Regions from separate parts of the Homo sapiens genome. Here region 2 is linked to region 1. The links are chromatin loops, found by intact Hi-C in ENCODE. Cell type or tissue: endothelial cell of umbilical vein. All regions are shown on one strand. Links, peaks and the distances in the headings refer to the core of each region. The heading gives the core; the rest is flanking DNA.

The links. Peaks named below come from ENCODE experiments on the same cell type or tissue, not always from the same donor. Only the 100,000 strongest peaks of a DNase experiment are listed, where the experiment ranks them.
Region 2: a loop joins it to region 1, with 6 times the contacts of the local background. A loop is called at or near these places in 1 of 110 quality-filtered maps.

What each region holds. Positions count from the first base shown.
Region 1 is chr20:7,622,997-7,633,409 of GRCh38, forward strand. No RefSeq gene overlaps it. Among named protein-coding and RNA genes, the nearest start is that of MIR8062, 260 kb to the left of the region's middle. In endothelial cell of umbilical vein, for the core only: no CTCF peak of the experiment used is centred there; a DNase peak (open chromatin) is centred at 5,525; H3K27ac peaks cover 2,740 bases.
Region 2 is chr20:7,736,924-7,747,336 of GRCh38, forward strand. No RefSeq gene overlaps it. Among named protein-coding and RNA genes, the nearest start is that of HAO1, 200 kb to the right of the region's middle. In endothelial cell of umbilical vein, for the core only: no CTCF peak of the experiment used is centred there; a DNase peak (open chromatin) is centred at 5,748.

The DNA of each region.
Region 1 (10,413 bases), core at 3,160-8,159:
TCTCACTATTACCTTGAAGTCAGTATATAACATTCTATACATGTTTTCATGCTATTGTCACATGCATATACTCATGAGCAATGAAAAATATTGTTCTGTAAAATTTAAAATACTACATGCATGGTTTTGCACTTTATGTTTACTATCTTATATTAATTTAATTTACATTTTCAAATGTACTTACACTGATATATTTAATTTTTAAAATGTCTTCTAAGTATACTTTACTAAAAATTGCCCTCCAAAATGGCAGTACTAATGTACAGTCTCACCAGTAATGTACAAGTGTCTTATTGTGTGGCAAGAGATTATGACATTCATTAAGTCCTATTTTTTTTCTTCTGATGATAAAGCTGGACTCAGTTTCCTAGTCTTCCTGGCAGCTAGGTGTTACCAAAAGACGATACTGGTGACATGAGAGTAGAAGAGATGTGTGGTCCTTAAGTTACAGTGACCAATAAGTGAATCTTCCCAAAGGTTTATTTACCCATCTATCAACTGAATGGAGAGTTCTCGGAGGGCCATAAAGAAAGCTGAGCTTCAAGATGAGAGAAACCAGGTTTTCTGAATGACCTCATCAGAGGCTGTACAACATGTCCACTGGACTAGGACATAAAAAATGAATTTTTATTGTATGAAGCTGCTGCAATTGTGACTTTCAGTTTCAGCTAATATTTTTAGCTTAATTAATGTACATTACCCTTCATCCTCACCTCCTTTTGAAATTATCAGACTTCTGTCTTTTTAATCTATTTTAATTTGTGTAAGACAGATGGCTATATGGATCTCAGTATGATGTCAATTTCTATTTCTCTGTACTAGTGAAATTAAGTAGCATTTTCCATGTTTAACGGCATATTCTTTTCTCCTTCTCAGACTTTCCCATTTATCTCTTGCCCATTTTCTATCAGGTTATTTATTTTTTTCCCATTGTTTTGGAGGCATGCCTTAAGTATTTTGGCTACTAAGCGTTTACTGGCTACATTCATTGTTAATATCTTCTGCCAATCTGTGGTGTGGATTTTAACTTTGTTCATGGTGTTATTTTTTTCCACAGATTTTATTCATTTTAGGGTAGTCAATTTATCATTCACTTCCTTCATGGGTCGTGAATTTTGTCTTGTTGATGACATTAAACTTTGCTCTGTGTCCATCAAGGGATTTTCTTACAGAGTCTCCTAAAAGTTTTAAAGTTTTTTGTTGTTCACATTTAGAATCTGAAATGTATGTTTTTATATCATTTGGAGTAATATTATAATTTAGTAATTATTTTTAGTTGATTCTGTCCACAATGATTTGCAATACCACTTCTCGTACAGAGAAAATAATATACATGTGGGCCTGTCTCTAAGCTCTCCACTCTGTCATTAACGTAATGTGCATGACAGCACCACCTTTGTCTATTGACCATAACAGTATCTCACTGTCCTGATAACTATATCACTGGTGTGCCTATCTGGTGATATAGTTACTCCTTTTATTCTTTTTCAAATTTATAAAAGTCTTAAAACCTATTTTATTCTGTAAAATTTTAGGATCCGTTTGTAAAGGTCTGTGAGAAAATATTTCAATCATCTTGTGATTTTAATTGGAAATATGTTTTATCTATAGATTATTCTATTGAAATTACATCCAGTCTTTCCACCCACAAACATGGCATCTCCCTCAGTATAGTAAGGTTTTCTTTAGTGACTTACAATAAAGTTTAATAATTTTCTTTATACACAGGTTTTATGCTTTTTGATCCTTGATACCTTCTGGTTTTGGCTCCAGTGGTGAACAGAATTTTTATAAAATGCATAATACTTTCTAACTGGTTTGGACTGGTGCACAGAAACGCTATTGATTTTGTTTGTTGGTCTTAAAAAATCATAAGTGTGGTTTCTTCCTCTCTGCTGCCTATTTTCAAATATCCATGGAACATGTTTTTTCACTGTTTCTTGGTCTCTCTTAGTCTTGATGAAAAACTTCCTGCCAGTTTAATTGTTATTCCTTCCCAGAAAATTTGCCGATTCTTTATGAATTCTTGTGTTTTTCTTGGTCTTGTGTGTGCAGTTTTACCACTACGTGTCTAAACGTGTATTGGTTATATGACTAACTATTCACATGACTATCCCTCGCAATAAATTCTTTCTTTGTGTCATTTGTTAATTTTTTTATTATCAACTCTTTCACCTCATATTGGTTATTTAGTGTTTTGTGTAGAAATCTCGTGTACTCTGTGCTCTGAATAGGTTGTTACAAAGCACCCATCAGGTTATTTGTGTCTTTCACTGTCAGACCCTGAGTAGCTTTGGGATATTCTCCTATCACATATATGATATAAATTGGAATCCAGACACACAAAGGGACATAGAAAGCCCTGGGCCCTGCATTCCTCATGAGAGATTTTGTTCCATATCAAGATCCATGCCTCTAGTCCCAGCTACTCTGGAGGCTAAGGCAGGAGGATCTCTTGCTCTTAGGAGTTTGAGGCTACAGCGAGCAATGATTGTACCACTGCACTCCAGCCTGGGCAACAGGGCAAGACCCTAAGTTTATAATGACAAAAATATGCTTTTATTTTTCTCTTCTATGGACTAATGGCTAATGTTAGTATGTTAATTTACTCCTTTTTTTTTTTTTTTAAACTGAAGAGAAAGCTCGTCTGGGGTCCTAGCTTAATGCCAGGCTGTTAGCATCCTGTGAACTCCAGTGCTATGCCTTTTAACAAGTGCAGAACAAAAAATAACAAATTATATGTCCTTAGGGGATTTGAGGAGTCTGGCTTCTGGTTAAAAGAACTGTGTGTGATTTTTCAGGTCCAAACATAGGTAATGACACAGGTTTTACCTGGCTGCCCCAGAGGAAGGCTGCCCTCCCCACAGCAGACCCAGAGCAGGGCCCATGTGTGGGGCTGTGAGGGAGCTTCAGTCAAGGACTCAGAGGCTTCATTCCTAGGCTCCTTATCAGAGGCCTTGAGCTGAGGTCTTCTGCAGGCACCAAGGCCTCCTTATGGGAAGAGGAGGGGGCAAGCCTGGAGACACATCCCCCCTCTGCCTCAGTGCCCAGGACTTTCCAACCCCTAGCCGTTCCTCCTCACCCTCTCTGCAACCTCAGGGTCCCTAATACTGCAGTGAGACGATCCCCAGGAGCCCCAGGAGACCCACCTGACCCTTCACCGGTGCACTGCCCCATGGAGCAAAAGGGAACAGGGGAGTCAGTGCTTTCTCTTTTTTTGGCTTCTTGTTTATACCATAGCAGAAAGTGATTAAAGGCTTAATTCATTTTGGCTTGTTGATTTGGCTACCCCGTTACTCACAACTGTCCCAGGTTACCCACTCATCAGCCTGTGCTTTGCCATCTTAGCTTTAATTCCCTCTTTGTTTCTAGATCCTTATTTATTTTCTGCCATTCAAGCTCACATATTATAGGAGCATATTTTATCTAGAATATCTACAAGTTTGTAACCACAGAGATGCTCAAGAGAGCCCTGCCCCTACATTAGAGAAATAAGAACCCTCATTTTATTTCTTCCCAAAAAGTAAAGGAAGAAGAACCCTTCTGGTAAAAGTAAAGGGAACAATACAATGTAGCAATTCCTTAAGTCTACACAGGGCAGAAGAGGGAAAGGAAATTTAAACTGGATGGCAAGCACCTTGTATTAGGTTAAAATGAATAATTTTCAGGCTTTGAGACTCATTATCAAAATAAGTTGCTGAATTTGTTATAAATGTTCTTATCTCAGAATTTATAAAAAAGAGAAGACACCCAATTCTTAGAAATGTCTTGAGGCCTACCTGTAAGGAACTGCTAAGCTTCCTTCCTACCATGCGTATCCATGATGCCTACTTTTGAAAGGCTTCTAATTGTATAAATTATTTTGTAGCTCACAAATTTTAAAATATATATTTCCAGTGACAATATGCTATCAAAGGCATTTAACTTCTCATTGGAGAAAATTAAATACATCTATTTAAAAATTAAGAGCATTCCGGATTCTGTGAGCTGGACAAGAAGTAACTTCACTTATTCTTTTGTTTGTTAAATACAACTTCTTTTCCTTTTTTCATCTCTCTCCCTCTACATGAAGACTTATCCCCCGCCTACTGTTATTCCTTGATAGCTCCCAGAGTATTTGTTTTGGTCAAGTTCCCTAGAAGCAGAGGCTGTCATATTTGTGTGTGTGTGTGTGTGTGTGCAAGCACATGCATGAGCCTATGAAAATAATTTACTAAAGATGTTCTATCAGGAGAAACCTATAAGGGAAAGAGAGGAATAAAGGAAAGAAGCAACAGCTATCCAGATAGGTGTTCCAGATGAAGTCTAGCCCCAGCCTGATTCCTTGGAGGACTTTGAAACGTGAATAGCCTGCAGGGTTTGTTACAAGTGGAGAGTTTTTGGTGCCCTCTCATCATTCACCCTTTGGCTATCAGGCATTGTCTCCCATGAGAGTATAACTCCTCAGATATTGCTGGGTAGCATGGCTCCCACTGACCAAGGTGAAGTTTTGAGAAGAGAAGGCAGCTGTGAGCCATGAACAGTGAACTCGCAGAAGAGCTGGGAGATGGGTGCACTGGAAGGTAAATGGAATCTTGACAAGACACTAACAGAGTCTACTACATTACGATTCATCTTTTTGTCACCTTGAGGCAGTAAGAATTAAGATATAATAAAGCCAAGGGTTTGATTCCTTTCTTTGGGCTTTGCTCCAAGTTGAGAACTCAGAATTCTCAAATCTTAGATAACATTTTTCAAAATGTATTTTAAAGGCGTATGTTTACTTAATTACTCCTGTATTTCTGCTGCTTTGGTTTTCCTGCATTTGATATTTACTAGAAGTAACTGGGACTATGGCTAAGAAGGTAGAACGGGTTTATGTGGCAATGACAGAAGCAGCTATGGCCTGGCCTCCTGCTAGGTCAAGGTAGGTCACATTGCAAAACCCAGTCTCAGCTCAGGAGGCTCCCAAGACTGAGCTCAGAATTACCATAGAGAAGAAGTCTGAGTCCTGCTTTTTGGGCTGTTTCACATATGACAAAGTCTTTACTTTGGTAATGAGGGAAGACACTGGTAAGCAGAGGTCTGCAGCCAGACAAAGTTGGGTAGAAATTCATTTCCAGTAGACCTCAGTTGTGTGACTTCAGGTATTAAGACATTGCCAGCCAAGTAAGCTGCAATAAAAAGTTCTGATTGATAGTCTATGTTCTCCAGATTTTTTGAATCTGGACTTCAAAAGATGTGTGCATCAGATAAGTGTTTGGTGAACTTCTCTATCATTAAGAGATCACTATATTATAGCATTCCTATGTTTCCTTTCAGCAAGAAAAAACAACTAGAAGTATCCCCCAGCTGCCTGTGACTACTAAGTAAACAGCTTTTAGTCACAAAAAAATGCTATGAGAATGATAACATGCCAAGCCTGTAACTTCAAACTCAGAAAAACAAAAACTATAAAGAGCCACATGATTATTCATTTCCTTACTCAACCTATATTATTCATAGCCTCCTGAAATTCCTAAAACATCATGGTAGGTTTTCCTTGCACGAGCAATGATTTCTAATAGTTTCCACATTCCAAAGACAATGAGGGCAAGAAGCCAATATTCCATGCACAAGCTCTGTGACATGAAATAATGTACGGAAATTACTACCATTGCTGATTAACACTCATTAAGCGCCAAAAGCATTTGACTTTAATTTGCAGTTAATTTTTTTTTCTGGTTTACATTTTATTCACTCGACATTGTGAAACACATTTCAAACAAGTCCACTTTATATTCATAATTTGCATGTTACTGAAAAATCTCCAGTGTAGTGGCTACATTGCTATGTGTATATATAGTACATTATGCACCATCTAAAAGAAACGGTAAATAATAATATAGGTGCAAATTATGGATTTTTGTTTAATCTGTCCTGTATTAACTCATTCGAATTGTCATTTCATATTAAGATTCCTAAATACTAGTGTAACATACTTATGGCTGAATGAACCTAGTAAAAGTATTTTCAGGGGAACTACCACAGGTCAAATTTGTGGATTTCTATTTCAAGAAAACTTTACTAAGAGTAGGAGAGATAAATGAGGCACAGTCTCTTGAGGACTTGAAGCTGTAGCACAGCATTTGTAAGTGCAGAATATAGATTCGAACTTCCTAGATTAAAATTCTCTCCCGTAAGCCATATTACCTTAGGAAAGTATTTAGTGTCTTTCTGTCTAGGTTTCCTGATTTGAAAATGGGGTTAATCGTAGCACCTAACATGGGGGTTAATAAATGTGAAACATTCAGAATAGCACTTAAAAAAGTAAACAGTGAATGTTCTTTATTATTACTTTGGAAAAAATATATTGCAGCCTCCCACTAGACCATCTAAACTGGTATTGTGACTTTTATAATAAGATATCACCAAAACAACAGTGAGATGAAGAGACAATAGTAAAACTTTGCCATTTCCTCATTCTTATAGGAAATGGCAAAGGTACACTGTCCTTCTTTTGATAATTCTTATAGTCCTCTTTCATGATATCTAAGATCAACAAAGAAATGAGGTAACTACTGAGGAAAACTTAATCATGAATCTGTAAGAAATATCATCTTTTTTGCTTCCATTAAGTCATTTCACTATTATGACTCTTCCTCCGACAGCATGCCAGAAGTGCTCAATACATGTGTAAGAAAATTTTCCCCAAATTTGAAAATAAGCAATAGAAGTAATAGGGTGTACTTTTCACACAATGCTGAGTGTTGACTAGCAAACTCTGTGGGAACACTCTGACTATAGCTATCTATGGACCAAGCTATTAGGTTGGTGGAAAAGTAATGGCAGTTTTTGCCAGCAAAGTAATCCCCCAAACTGCAATTACTTTTGCACCAACCTAATATTTCACAATTATATAGGAGTGGAAGACAGCTTGCAGAAAAATAATAAGAAAGCAAATTATTCTTGAACATATGAAGTTTCTCCCCATTGGGATATAATTGATTTCTGATTTTTAGTCCTGTAACAAAGATTACACCAAAAATTACATGTTATTGACCTATAAGGGAGTAACCAATTTTATATTCATTAGAAAACTTAGTCATTCATAACTGCCTGTATGACTCGTGTGTGTGTGTGTGTGTTCTTCAAATTCTTCTTTGAATCCATCTAGTATCTTACTGGTTCCTTCATTATAATGAATTGTATAAAATATTTGATGCAAGTTAAATATATATTTGTATGAGAATTATGCATTTCACTATTTTAAGTTAACTTTTTTCTTGGAGATAATTTTAGATTCACATGTAGTTGTAAGAAATAATACAGAGAATTAGCCAGCTGTGGTGGTGGGTGCCTGTAATCCCAGTTACTGGGGAGACTGAGGCAGGAGAATTGCTTTAACCCGAGAGGCGGAGGTTGCAGTGAGCTGAGATCGCGCCATTGCACTCCAGCCTGGGCGACAACAGCGAAACTCCGTCTCTGGAACAAAAAAAAAAAAAAAAAAAAAAAAAAAAAGGAAGAAAGAAAGGAAATAATCCAGAGATCTGGCCGGGCACGGTGGCTCACCCTCTAATCCCAGCACTTTGGGAGACCGAGGCAGGTGGATCGGTTGAGACCAGGAGTTTGAGACCAGCCTGGTCATCATGACGAAACCTCGTCTCTACTAAAAATACAAAAATTAGCTGGGCGTGGTGATGCATGCCTGTAATCCCAGCTACTCAGGAGGCTGAGGCATGAAGGTCGCTTGAACCTGGTGGGGCAGAGGCTGCAGTGAGCCAAGATCACGCCACTGCACTCTAGCCTGGGTGGCAGAACAAGATGCAAAAAAAAAAAAAAAAAAAAGAGAGAGAGAGAGGAAGGAAGAAAGAAAGGAAGGAAGAAAAAGAAAGAAAGAAAGAAAGAAAAAGAAAGAAAGAAAGAAAGATCTCCTATACACTACTCACTTTTCCTCATCTTGTAAAACTATATACTATCGCAACCAAGATATTGACATTGATGCAATACAGACAGAAAAAAAATCCCATTACCAGAAGAATTTCTCTTATTAACCATTGAGAATCAAATCCACCTCCCTCTCGTCAAACCCTCCTGTCTCTAAAGCCTGGCTCTCACTAATGTGTTCTTCACTTCCATAATTTTGTAATTTCAAGAATGTTGTATCAATGGAATAATACAGTATGTAACATTTTGAGATTAGCTTTTTCATTCAATATAATTCACTGGTCATCCATCCAAACCATTGTGTATATCAGTAGTTTGATATTTTTATTCTTGGGCAGTATTCCCTGCTATGTATGCTGCATAGATTTTCCCAGCCATTCATTAGTTGAAAAATATGTGTGCTGTTTTCATTTTGGGCTGTTATAAATAAAACTACTATGAATATTTATATACGGGTCTTTGTGTCAACATGAGTTTTAATTTCTCTGAGATAAGTGACCAAGAATGCAATTGCTGGATTGTATGGTAAGTGCATGTTTAGTTTTGTAAGCAACCGCCATGACCTTTGCAAGAGTAGCCATACCATTTTATGTTCCTGATGGCAATAAGAGTGATTCAGTTTCCCTACATGCTTACCATCTGTTGGCATTATCACTGTTTTAAACATTTTATTCATTAGAATAGGTGTGTAGTGATATCTTCACTGTGGTTCCAGTATGCATTTCTCTAATGGCTAATGATGTTCCACATCTTTTCATGTGCTTATTTGACATCTGTATATTCTTTTTGGTGAAATGTCAGTTCAAGATATTCTGTTTTTGAGGCTGATTTTGAGCATTCATTATATATTCCAGATAGTAGCCCTTTGTTGAATACGTAATTTGCAAATATGTTCTCTTCATCTCTAGTTTTTCAAAGACAGTCTTTCACAGAAGAAAAATCTTGAATTTGATGAGATCCAATTTATTAATTTTTCCTTTTATAAGTCATTATTTTTATGTCAATTCTAAGAACTCTATCCCAGTCCTAAATCTGAAGATTTTCTCCTGGGTTTTTTCCCAGAAGATTTATAGTTTTTGGTTTTAAATTTAAGTGTTTAACACACTTTTAGTTTATTTTTGATTGTTGTATAAAGTGTGAGGTTTAAATTGAGATTTTTTTTTAAATGCTTATGCGTGTTCAATTGCTACAGTACATTTTATTGAAAAAAACTCTTTTCTCCAAAGAATTTCTTTTCCTCCTCTGTCAAAAATCAGTCTGTCATATTTATGTGGTTATATTTCTGGAATCTCCTTTTACTTGTCTATGTGTGTATCTCTTTACCAATAGCATATTGTATTGATTACTATACCTATATAGTGATTTTTATTTATTTATTTATTTATTCATTTATTTATTTTTTGAGATGGTCTATCTCTGTCATCCAGGCTGGAGTGCAGTGGCGCTATCTCAGCTCACTGCAGCTTTGACCTCCTGGGCTCAAGTGATCCTCCCTCCTCAGCTTCTCAAGTAGCTAGGACTACAGGCATGTGCCACCACAACCAGCTAATTTTTGTGTTTTTTTAGAGACAGGGTATCGCCGTGTTGCCCAGGCTTGTCTCAAACCCCTGGACTCAAGTGGTCTTCCTGCCTTGGCCTCCCAAAATGCTGAGATTACAGGCTTGAGCCACCACACTCGACCTACGTAGTGGAATTTAACATTTAATAGAGTGGTGTCTCCCAGAATATGTTTTTATTTTCAAGAAAGTTTAGCTATGATTTGACCAGCATCTTTCTATATAAGTTTTAAAGTAAGTTTTACATGCCAGCAACAACAAAAGACCCTGGTAGGATTTTTTGGGGAATTGTATTAAGCCTATAAATAATTTGGAGATAATTGACATCTTTACTTTGTTGAGTCCTCAAATATGTGAACATGGTATGTCTCTCATTTATGAGGTCATATTTTATTTCTGTCATCAATATTTTATAATTTTCAGTATATAGAGTCTACAAATGATTTGTTATGTTTATGTAATTGTACATAGTATTGTGGTTTTTGTTTTGGTTTCCACATGTTCATGTTCTTTATTAACATATAGAAATGTTATTAATGTTTTTGTTTATTGATCTTGAATCTTGTAACCTTGTTGAATTCATTTATAAAGTTCTGGAATTTTTTGGTATATATCTCTTGGGATTTTCTCAGTTACGTGATTTGCAAATAGGGGAAATTTTACTTCTTCCTGTCCAATCCAATCTAAATGCCTTCCTTTGTTACTTATTTCTTTTCTTCATTTTATTTTGCTGGGGCTATAACTTCCAGTACAGTGTTACATAAGAGTAGTAACCTGTTCCAGTCTTATGGGGAAAGCATTCAGTCTGTCAGCAGTAATATCCTGTTAACTGTCATTTGTTTCATAGATGTTCTTTATCAAGTTGAAGAAGATCATTTTCCCTAATATACTGAGAGTTTTTGTATTTAACATAAATGAGATTTCAAGTGTACTCAAATGTTTCTTCTGCATC
Region 2 (10,413 bases), core at 3,643-8,642, 110 kb after region 1:
TGAATCTAATCATTCATGTTTTCTCATATCATCATATGATTTTCTCTTTTTGTTACTGTGGTGAATTGCACCTATTGATTTTTAAAATCTTTAACCGTTTATATATTATTAGAATGAAACCAATTTGATGATGATATGATTTTATTTCTGTAAATCACTGATTTTTAAAGATATTTTGTTTAAGATTTTCAAATCAGAGAGATTGGCCTGTAGTATTCCTTACATATATTGTCCTTGTCAGATATTGGATCAAGATGACGCTGGCCTCATGAAGAAAGCTGGGAAGTTGATGACTCTTTTCTATTCTCTGAAAGTTTATATATATGTATCTTTTTCTGTTATTTTTTTCCTTAACTATTTCATAAAAATTCACCAATAGTGAGATGTTACTATTTGAGAAAGCTGGATAAATTGCACATAGAATTCTGTAATTTTTTTTTACAATTTCATATATGTCTGGAATTAATTCAAAGTAAGATTTTATTTTGAATTCACTAGGGGAGCATCCGAGTCTGGAGTTGTCTCCTCACCTCCCCAGTAGGTGAAATGTAGATTCTATTTCTTTAATATGTGTGGGGGTATTTAAATTTTCTCTCTTTTCTCTGTCAATTTTAGAAAGTTTTGTTTTCCTATAAATATTTTTTCTTCTATATTTTTATATTTATTAGGATAAAGTTGTTCATAATCCTATTTTGTTGTCTTGTCAATGTCTGCAGGATCCATAATGATGCCCCTCTTCATCCCTGATTTTATTAGTTTTTTAAATGTCCTTTCTCTTTACCAGTCTTTCCAGTTAGGCATCATTTTATTTTTCCTCCCTGAAAACCATTTTTTGGCTTTGTTGATACTTTCTATTATATTTTTAAATTTCATCTATTTCAGTTTCTTCCCCCCATTTCCTTGATTAAATTTAGTTGTTGCTCTTTTTCTATATTGGCTTTAATTACTCTTTTTTTTCTCTAACATCTTGTAATGGGTTCTTGGATTAATTTCAAGTGGTTCCTCTTATTTAATAAATGAATATAAATTTCCCTTCAACAATGACTTTAGCTGGATCCTGCAAGTTTTGTTATGTAATGTTGTTATTATAATTCAGTTCAAAATATTTTCTAATTTCTATTGTGATTATTTCTTAACCCCAGGTTGTTTAAATAACATTTCTTAATATTTATGTTGCAGTTAATTTCTAGCTTAGTTCCACTATAGTAAATGGACATACTCTATATGGTGCATTATTTGAAATTTGTTGAGACTTGTTTTATGATCCAGGGTTTGGCCTATTTGGTGAATTTTCAATGTGTGTGGGAAATCGTGCACATGTATCAGTTGTTAACATAGTATTTTATATTTACAAATTTGGCTGTTAACTTGGCATGATTAATTGTGTTGTTCAGAGCTTATGTACCCTTCCTGAATCTTGGTCCTTATGTTACTCTGAAAGAGAGGTGGTAAAATCTCCAAATATGATTATGGATTTTTCTTTCTCCATAAGATCTGTCAATTTTTACACTAATTATTTTAATACTATGAAATTTTATAGCTATAAGTTTAAAATTACTATATTATATCTTCCTGGTGATGTCACTAATCACCATTAAATATCTCCCCTTATCTCTTCTTTTTGCCCTGTTTGATACTAGTGTGTCTATACTAACTTTATTCTAGTTAATGTTTGTGTGATTTACAAACATTTTTCAGATGTTTTCTTTCACCCTTTCTGCAATTTTTAAATTTAAGGTTTCTCCTTTTACAAGTAACATTTTAATATTTATATTAGAGTATTTACAATATTCATATTGAATGGAAAATCTGATATATTTGAATTTCAACATTTTACTATTTGTTTTCCAAATTGTGTCCCTTATATTTTTCCTTTCTCAGTTATTCATTCATTATTTGTATGCCAATAATATTGAAAATGCAGGCAAATAAAAACAAAGTTAATGCAAAAATAAGACTTACCAAAATTGAATTTTAAAAAATCCTTCATGACAGCGGTTGCCCTGGGGAAAAAAATGGAAATCTAAATAGACCTATAACCATTAGAGCAAGCAAATCAGTTGTTTAAAACAAACCACAAAAATAAACACCAGACCCAGAGAGTTTACAAACAAATTTAAACTCACCTGTTTTAGAAAACAGAAAATGAAAGAATACACACAATTTGTTTTATGAGGTTTTAATGCTCAAACCAGAAATTAAATATATGAGGAAAAAATACAACTCAATTTACACTTATGAGCACAAGTGCAAAATTATAATATTTTATTAGCAAAAAGTATATTAAATTACATTAATTGTATTATTCAAATTAAATATTGGATAATTATTAATCTAATTATTTAACTATTTAAAATTAAATAAAATTTTCATCTATTTTACCACTTTCACACTAGCATATTTAATATTATTCACAAATTAAGATAAAATTGTGATCTCAATAGATTCACAGAATGCATTTAATAAAATCCAATACCCAATTGTCTTAGTTTGTTTGCACTACTATACAAAATACCTCATCATTTGTAATTTATAAAGAATGGAAATTTATTTGTCACAGTTCTGGAGGATGGAAAGTCCAAGATTAAGGTGTCAAGAGGTTCTGTGCACTGAGGGCCCAGTCTCTGTTTCAAAGATGTCACTTTGAAGGCTATATCCTCACTTGGAAGAAGGGAAGGAAGGGCATAAAATGACCTCACCCAGTTCCCTCTAGCCCTTTTATAAGACACTAATTCATTGATGAGGGCAGAGCACCTTCATATCTTAGTCACTTCCCTACAGGTGCCACCTCTTAGTACCACTACAATGGGGAATAAGTTTCAACATGACATCTGGAAAAGACACATTCAAAGCATAGCACCAGTCTTTATTAAAAAACAAAAAAGTCTTTTAACAGATAAGTTCCATAGCCTGGTAAACCATAAACCTGATCACAGGTAATGATAAAACACTAAAACCATCCAATTGAAAATATAAACAAGATAAAGACATGTGCTATCATCATTACTATCAAATCTTGTCTGAAGATCCCAGGCAAGCAGAAAAGAGAGAGAGAGAGAAAAATGAAAGATAAAAGGATTGAAGAAGAAGAAGCAAAACTCTCCGTTATTCACAGACAATGAACCACAGTGTGATTGTGGACATCTAAGAAGTCTGTGATCTAAGAAGTCACTAATGAAAAATGTGTATCTTGAATGATCTTTGGGAATTTCTGACAGATCCAACAATTTGACAGGTTTTCTCCAGTAGCAGTATTCTGAGACAGTTTGTTTACAGTATTATTGTGCTATTCTAAACATTGCAGTAATGGAAATAGGAACAAAAGGGTGATTAAAGCTTTAAGAGTAAAGGAAGATATTCTGAAAATGCAAGGACGTGTAAATGAAAGGGACATCTCTCACCATGTAATACAGCAGCTTCCCCTGTCACCTTCTGCCATGAATATAAGCTTTCTGAAGCCCTCACCAGAAGCAGATGCCAGCTCTATGCTTCATGTACAGACTGCAGAACCATGGGACAAGGTAAAACTTCCCTTCTTTATAAATTACCCAGTCTCAAGTATTCCTTTATAGCAATGCAAAGCAGCCTAACACAAAGGCCTTGTATCCCTCTTCTGCCAGGAAATTTAAAGTCAATATAGTGTTCTGGTCAGAGTCTGTCTTAGTAGTGCAGGCTATTACTATGTCATCAACATACTGTAACAAAGTCTCATCTTTTAATTGGAGGTCTCACAGGTCCTTGGCAAGTATTTCCCCAAAGATAGTTGGAGAGTTTTCGAAACCTTGGTGAAGCACTGTCCAATAAAACAGCTGTTAGGCTTTAGAACATGGTATTGTTATTCCAAGGCAAGCAGTTATTGGGACTCTGGATTCAGGGGAATACAGAAAAAGACATCTTTTAGCTCTAAGGCTGAAAACCAGCCAAACTTACCAGGCAATGTCATGAGTAGTGTGTAAGGATTGGGGACCGCTGGATGGATGTCTTCCATAATCTGCTTATTGGCCCTCAAATCCTGTATAAATGTATATTATTTAAGTCCAGGCTTCTATAGTGGCAGAATAGGCATATTGCACAGGATCTGACAGGGTCTAATGCGCTCATATTGTAAGAAGGCAAACAATAAAGGCTAAATGCCCCACTGTGCCTGTTCTCCCTTAGTGTACTGTTTTAGGTTTTTCACTGTTACTCTAGCATAACCTTGACTCACACTGGGAGTGTGGTTTTCACTTTCCCTGGCCTCATCTGCCCAAGTTTCTGGACTCACCTCTTAAAGCAGTGTCCCCAACATTTTTGGCACCAGGGACTGGTTTCATGGAAGACAATTTTTCCACAGATAGTGGTGGGGAATGGGGGTGGTGGTGATGGTTTTGGGATGAAATTGTTCCACCTCAGATCATCAGGCATTGGTTAGATTCTCATAAGGAGCACACAACCTCGATTCCTTGCATGCACAGTTCACAATAGAGTTTGCACTCCTGTGTGAATCTAATGCTGCCACTGTTCTGACAGGAGGCAGAGCTCAGGTGGTAATGCTCACATCTTGCTGTGTGGCCTGGTTCCTAACAGGCCATGGACTGGTACTGGTCCATGGCCCAGAGGTTGGGGACCCCTGTCTTATACCTCTTCCTGTGTGGGGGCATTTTCAATAACTTCTCTTTGCAAGAAGGCAACCTGAAGAACACAGGCTTTTTCTGGGGGCCCCTGAATGTTCATCCAATGCAGAGAAAAGGTAACTTAAGCATTTAATTTGGCCAGGAAGTCTTGTCCCAACAAACAAATAGGACATTCAGGCATGTATAGGAAACCAGCTTTTAAATGAGTTTGTCCTAGTTGAAAGCACAAAGTTCGGAGAAGTAATCTTGGCAGTATCTTTCCAAAGACCCCAGCCACTTTTATAAACTCAAAAGAAAATTTAGACAACTGAGTGTTCAATACTGAATAAGCAGTACCGGCATCTACATAATACTTCAAAAACTCATTTCCTATTGTCATTGCTACCCAAGGCTCCATATGGGAAATACAGAAGGTATGGTTTGGGTCAGGAGAAAGACCTCAGCCCCATTCTTCCTGATCTGCTTCAAGCCCTTTAGACATCTGGGGAATTAGGTGAACTGAAGGCTAACTTTTCCCAGCACTGGGCTTTTGAGGCATGAGTAATCTTTTTTCCAGTCATCTTTCCGTTTTGAATAGGCACACTGTTTGGGACCTGCAGTAAGACAACCATTTTTATTGATAGTTTGGGGCCAAGGTGGTCCTACCTTAGATGATGTGCTTGCAGGGGTCCCTATCATGGTCTAGGGACTCCTTGAGTCAAAGCCTCAGCCAACAAGTCAGCTGTTTGTACATTTTTCGTTTTTATTTCCATTTCTTCACCTGGATCAGTAAATACATTGAAAGCAATATCCACCAACTAAGACAAAGACATTCATAAAAGCCTGTCCACCTTTTTCAGCTTTTTCCAAGAATTTGTGGCACTTTGACTAACAAACCTCATGTATGCCATTTTTAAATTGTCTGGGGCTTCTGGATCAATATCCATGTATTGTCCAAACTCTTCAAAACCCCACTGTAAGAACTCTGAGAAACTGTCATTAGGTTGCTCTCTAAATTCCTGGTCCTTACTGAGGTTTCTTTGGTTGGGCACCCCCTTCCACAGACCAGCCAAAATGCAATCCCAATCATGTTCCAGCTTAGGTCTATCTGCAGTGTTTACATTCAATCCTGGATAAAGGGCGGGCACTGCAACTTAGGCAGCTGTTCTTACCAGATTGCCGGGTGAGTCAGCATGCAGTCAATAAGTTTCCTCCTGAGCTTTATCTAAACCCATTCTCTGATTCTCTAAGGTTAAAAATATGTTTAAAAAATTTTAGACATTTGTCCATGTGGGGATATGAGTACCAAATATTGAGGAGAACAGATTCTCTATCCACTTTGCATCTTGCTGACAGGTGGGCATGTTGTTTTTCCAATTAAACAAGTCAGAGGTAGAAAATGGAGAGTGGACCCAAACAAATCCCATAGGTTGGCCTGTAAGCAGCATCAAACTCTTTTATGAGTAGCTGTAAGGGGAATTGTCCTCCCAGAGCCAAAATGGCATCCTGATTGAATTGAGTTCCCTGTCAGGAATGAGAGGGAAAGACCACTTTTGTTGCTCCTAACTCCTGAACTCTGTAGGGTGAGGACTCCAGCTTAGGGGCCAGCAGAGCAGCTGCAGCTTCCACATAAGGTGATGACGCTGTGAGAACAGTATGCTTATTTAGTTGAACCACCAACGTATCATTATCTTTTTTCTTGTCAGTCAGCCAAACAGGTATTTTCCTTTGCTGAACAATGATTTTGCATTTCTTTTCCATTGGTTTATTTTGCCAAAGCAGAATAAAATATTATACATAAGGGATCTCTTCCCATTTCTCTTTCCTCTTGCAGTAAACTGCAGGATAGTACTGTAATCGAGGGAGCCTTTTAATGACCACTGCTTACCTGAATCCAGCATGTATTGTGGCCAGGCAGTATTACAAAAGAAAATCAACTTTTTGTTTGTTTGTTTCATGCACTTATAGACAAAACCTTCTGAATTTTGCAGGTTGCAGCCCAAAAGACTGCTTCAGAGAACCAAATCAACATTTCCCATTCCAGCCAAGATGCGCACACACCAAAACACAGGCACTAGTCACTCTGCTCACTGCCGAAGTTTGACGTGGTGAGGCTGACACTTGTTCCTGTTGGTCTCTAGCACCACTGATGCACTCAAGGCGGGGAGGAATGAGCTCCACTGGAAGTTCAGTAGGTGGTCCCCAGGAAGGATGGAAGAGCAGATGGTCACTCTGAGTTAGGCTAGTGGAGCTTCCAGTAGCAATTCCTTCAGGGCTCACCAAATGTTACTAGCCATACAAAAAAAGATAGTTCCCTGAATTAGGCCTGCTGAGCTTCTGCTAGTAATTCCTTCAGGGGATTTCCTCCATGGCCGTAAGTATGCATAATAAGACAAAGATAAATAACAAGGCCTTCCAAAATCAAGTTCTAAATTTCAGAAATTTCACCCAAGTAATGCCCTTTATTCTCTTTCCAAGTGAATAGAAATCCCCTCAAACAAGGTCCTTCTTATTTCTAGGGAGGTTTGGCAAGACCTTGAAAGAGGCAAGAAGACCTCTAAGAAGGCCACAAAACCTTCAAGGAGGCCATAAGACTTCCAAGGAAGCAACAAGACCTTCTGAGAGGCCACAAGAACTCCAAGGAGGTCACAAGATCTGTCAATAGGCAAGACATCAGAGATAGCCGCTAGTTCGGTGGAACTGAGTGGCCACTTGGCTTGTCTCTGGGTCCATCCCAGTGGAAAGGGGGCACTGAGCCAAATGTCCACAAGGGGCTCTTGAATAGCTCTTATAACAAAATTTGTTATAGGGCCAACATGTTTATATGCCCACTGCACAGTAACAGACCAATTACACTGAGGCAGCAGGGATGCAGCAGAGAAAGAATTTAATTATTGTAGGGTGCCAAGTGAAGAGGTGGAAGGATAACATCAAATCCATCTCCCCAGGGAGTTCTGAGCTGGCATTTTCAAGGAGATTGTGGAAGATGAGAGGCTGAAAAATTGGGATCATTGATTGGCCAGGGCAAACAGGATGAAATCATCAGAATGTGGAAACTGCATTCTTTGGTGAGTCAGCTTCTCACAAGGTTCTTCAGCCCAACTGGCATCAGTGGGGTCCTTCAGACCAGCTGAGTCAGTAGTTTCATCAGGACCTGAAGGAATATCTCAAAGAGAAAACTTAATGTCTCATAATGTTCAGGTTGTTATCTATAGACCAGTTACGGGGAACTATAATCCAGGGTCCATGTGATTCCAGGACAGTCAGCACCAAACAACTCCAAGGATGCAGGTCAGAGAGCAGGCTGACCTAATGATGAATGCTGGACATGGTGCAAGCTTGGTTTATTTTTGTTTCTTCCTTCTCTTCTTCCCTGATTAATTTTATAAACTTTATCCAGGTGGTTTCAACACTTGGATCCAGTAAACAAGGATATTAAAGAGATGAGGTATGCAGTCACAAAGAAAGATAAATAGGCCAGTGGAAAATACGAGAATCCTGGTCCTGAAACAAACACTGGTAGCTTAATATTGGACAGAAATGGCATGAAAGATAGTAAACAAAGGATGGTTTATGTAGTAAATCACAAAAGGACAACTGGCCTTACATTTGGAGAAAGAATAAAGCAAATGAGCAAAAAGCCTGGAGTTGTGGATCATCCGTCTAATCCCAACACTTTGGAAGGCTGAGGTGGGTTGATCTTAAGCTCAGGGGTTTGAGACCAGCTTGGACAACATAGTGAGACTTCATCTCTACTAAAATAAACAAATAAATTAATTAGTTAATTAATAGCTGAGCATCATGGTGCATGCCTGTAGTCCCAGCTGCTCAGGGGCCTGAGGCAGGAGGATTGCTTGAGCCTGGAAGTTGGAGGCTTCACTGACTTATGATATGCCATTGCACTCCTATCTGGAAGACAGAAGGAGACCCTGTCTCAAAAAAACAAAACAGAACAGAACAATAAACATTTACTGGATTTCAAGAGGAGACCAATCTTTACTTTTACATGTAAAAGTGATGAAATACATTATTAAGGAAAACATTGATAGATTTTGCTATAAAAATGTTACAAATTCTCTAGGTTAAAAACATGTAAACCAAATTGAAAAGAAACAAGCTGGAAAACCTAGGTACATGCAGTTAATGAAGTTTTTACTAAAAAGAAAAAGCATTCAAACTATTCTGGAGAGTGTACCAAGACCCAAAGCAGTAAATTTACAGAAACAAAATTTAAATGAGTAATGCACATAATAAAATATACTATGTCCCTTAAAAAAACACCGCATATTCTCACGCATAGGTGGGAATTGAACAATGAGATCACATGGACACAGGAAGGGGAATATCACACTCTGGGGACTGTGGTGGGGTCGGGGGAGGGGGGAGGGATAGCACTGGGAGATATACCTAATGCTAGATGACACGTTAGTGGGTGCAGCGCACCAGCATGGCACATGTATACATATGTAACTAACCTGCACAATGTGCACATGTACCCTAAAACTTAAAGTATAATAAAAAAAAATACATGACATAAATATTATGTCATAAATGCTTCTATATTTGTTATAATGAAAGCTTCTTGATACAGAATATGCTCTATATTAGTCCATTTTCACACTGCTATAAAGAACTATCTGGGACTAGGTAACTTAAAAAGGAAAGAGTTTACGTTGACTCACGGTTCAATATGGCTAGGGAAGCCTCAGGAAACTTACAACCATGATGGAAGGCAAAGGGGAAGCAAGGCACCTTCTTCATAAGGTGGCAGGAAGAATGAATGGAGGAACTACCAAACACTTATAATACCATCCAATCTCATGAGAACTCACTCACTATCATGAGAATAACATAGGGGAAACCTCTATGATCCAAATACCTCCATCTGGTCTCTCCCTTGACACCTGGGGATTATACGGATTATAATTCAAGATGAGATTTGGGTAGGGAAACAAAGCCCAACCATATCATGCTCTTAATTATAATTTTTTCACTGCATCTTCCTTTCATAATATTGTTTCAAGGAAAACTATATTTTGAGTTTCCAGAAATGGGAAGGTGTGGCCAGAAGAGGCACAGGGTTTTAATGACTTACAGATTAGAGAAGAGGAAAATCACTGGAGGAGACAATGAAATTTAAAATTTTTCTTTGAAAGAAAGGGTTTTTTGGTGCATCTTCAACAGAAAATGCAACTACTCTTGTCAATCACTTTATACATGTTCTAAATTGTACAAACAGACAAGGACAATGCCACTTACTCCCGAGATTGTATGTATCTAGCAGATAGGTAGCTAAGGCGGTGAGACATAACAAGATCTGAGCAAGCAAAGATATTTTCTTGCACAGATTCTTGACCTAGAACATTATCCAGAGCATGTAATCCCTGACTGGGAAGCTGGCGTGGAGTAGAGCTTGGAGAATTTCTTGGTTCCAGAGTGGGTCACAGCCAAGTGTTACCAAGAAATTGTATTTTTATTTAGTTATAGACCCACAAGTCACTTGTATTCTTTACATTGCTAATCAAATCCAAAGCAGCCAAGATCGTGCACCAGGACAGAAGTAAACAATGGCCTGTCACCTAAGGAGCTGGAAATGATGCCCCATTCAAGAGAAACTTTCACAACCCACCTCTAATTCACCAATGATCAGGATAACTCATGCTCTATTCTTCCTCTATAAAGCACATTGACTGATGAACACATGTGCTTTCTAAGCCACACTATAATGTCCATGAACTTCTGTTCTTACCTGTCTGGTTATTTGCTTACCAAGAATCTGTGTTGTTTGTTCCCAAATTCAACTAGGTCAGTTCTTATGCTG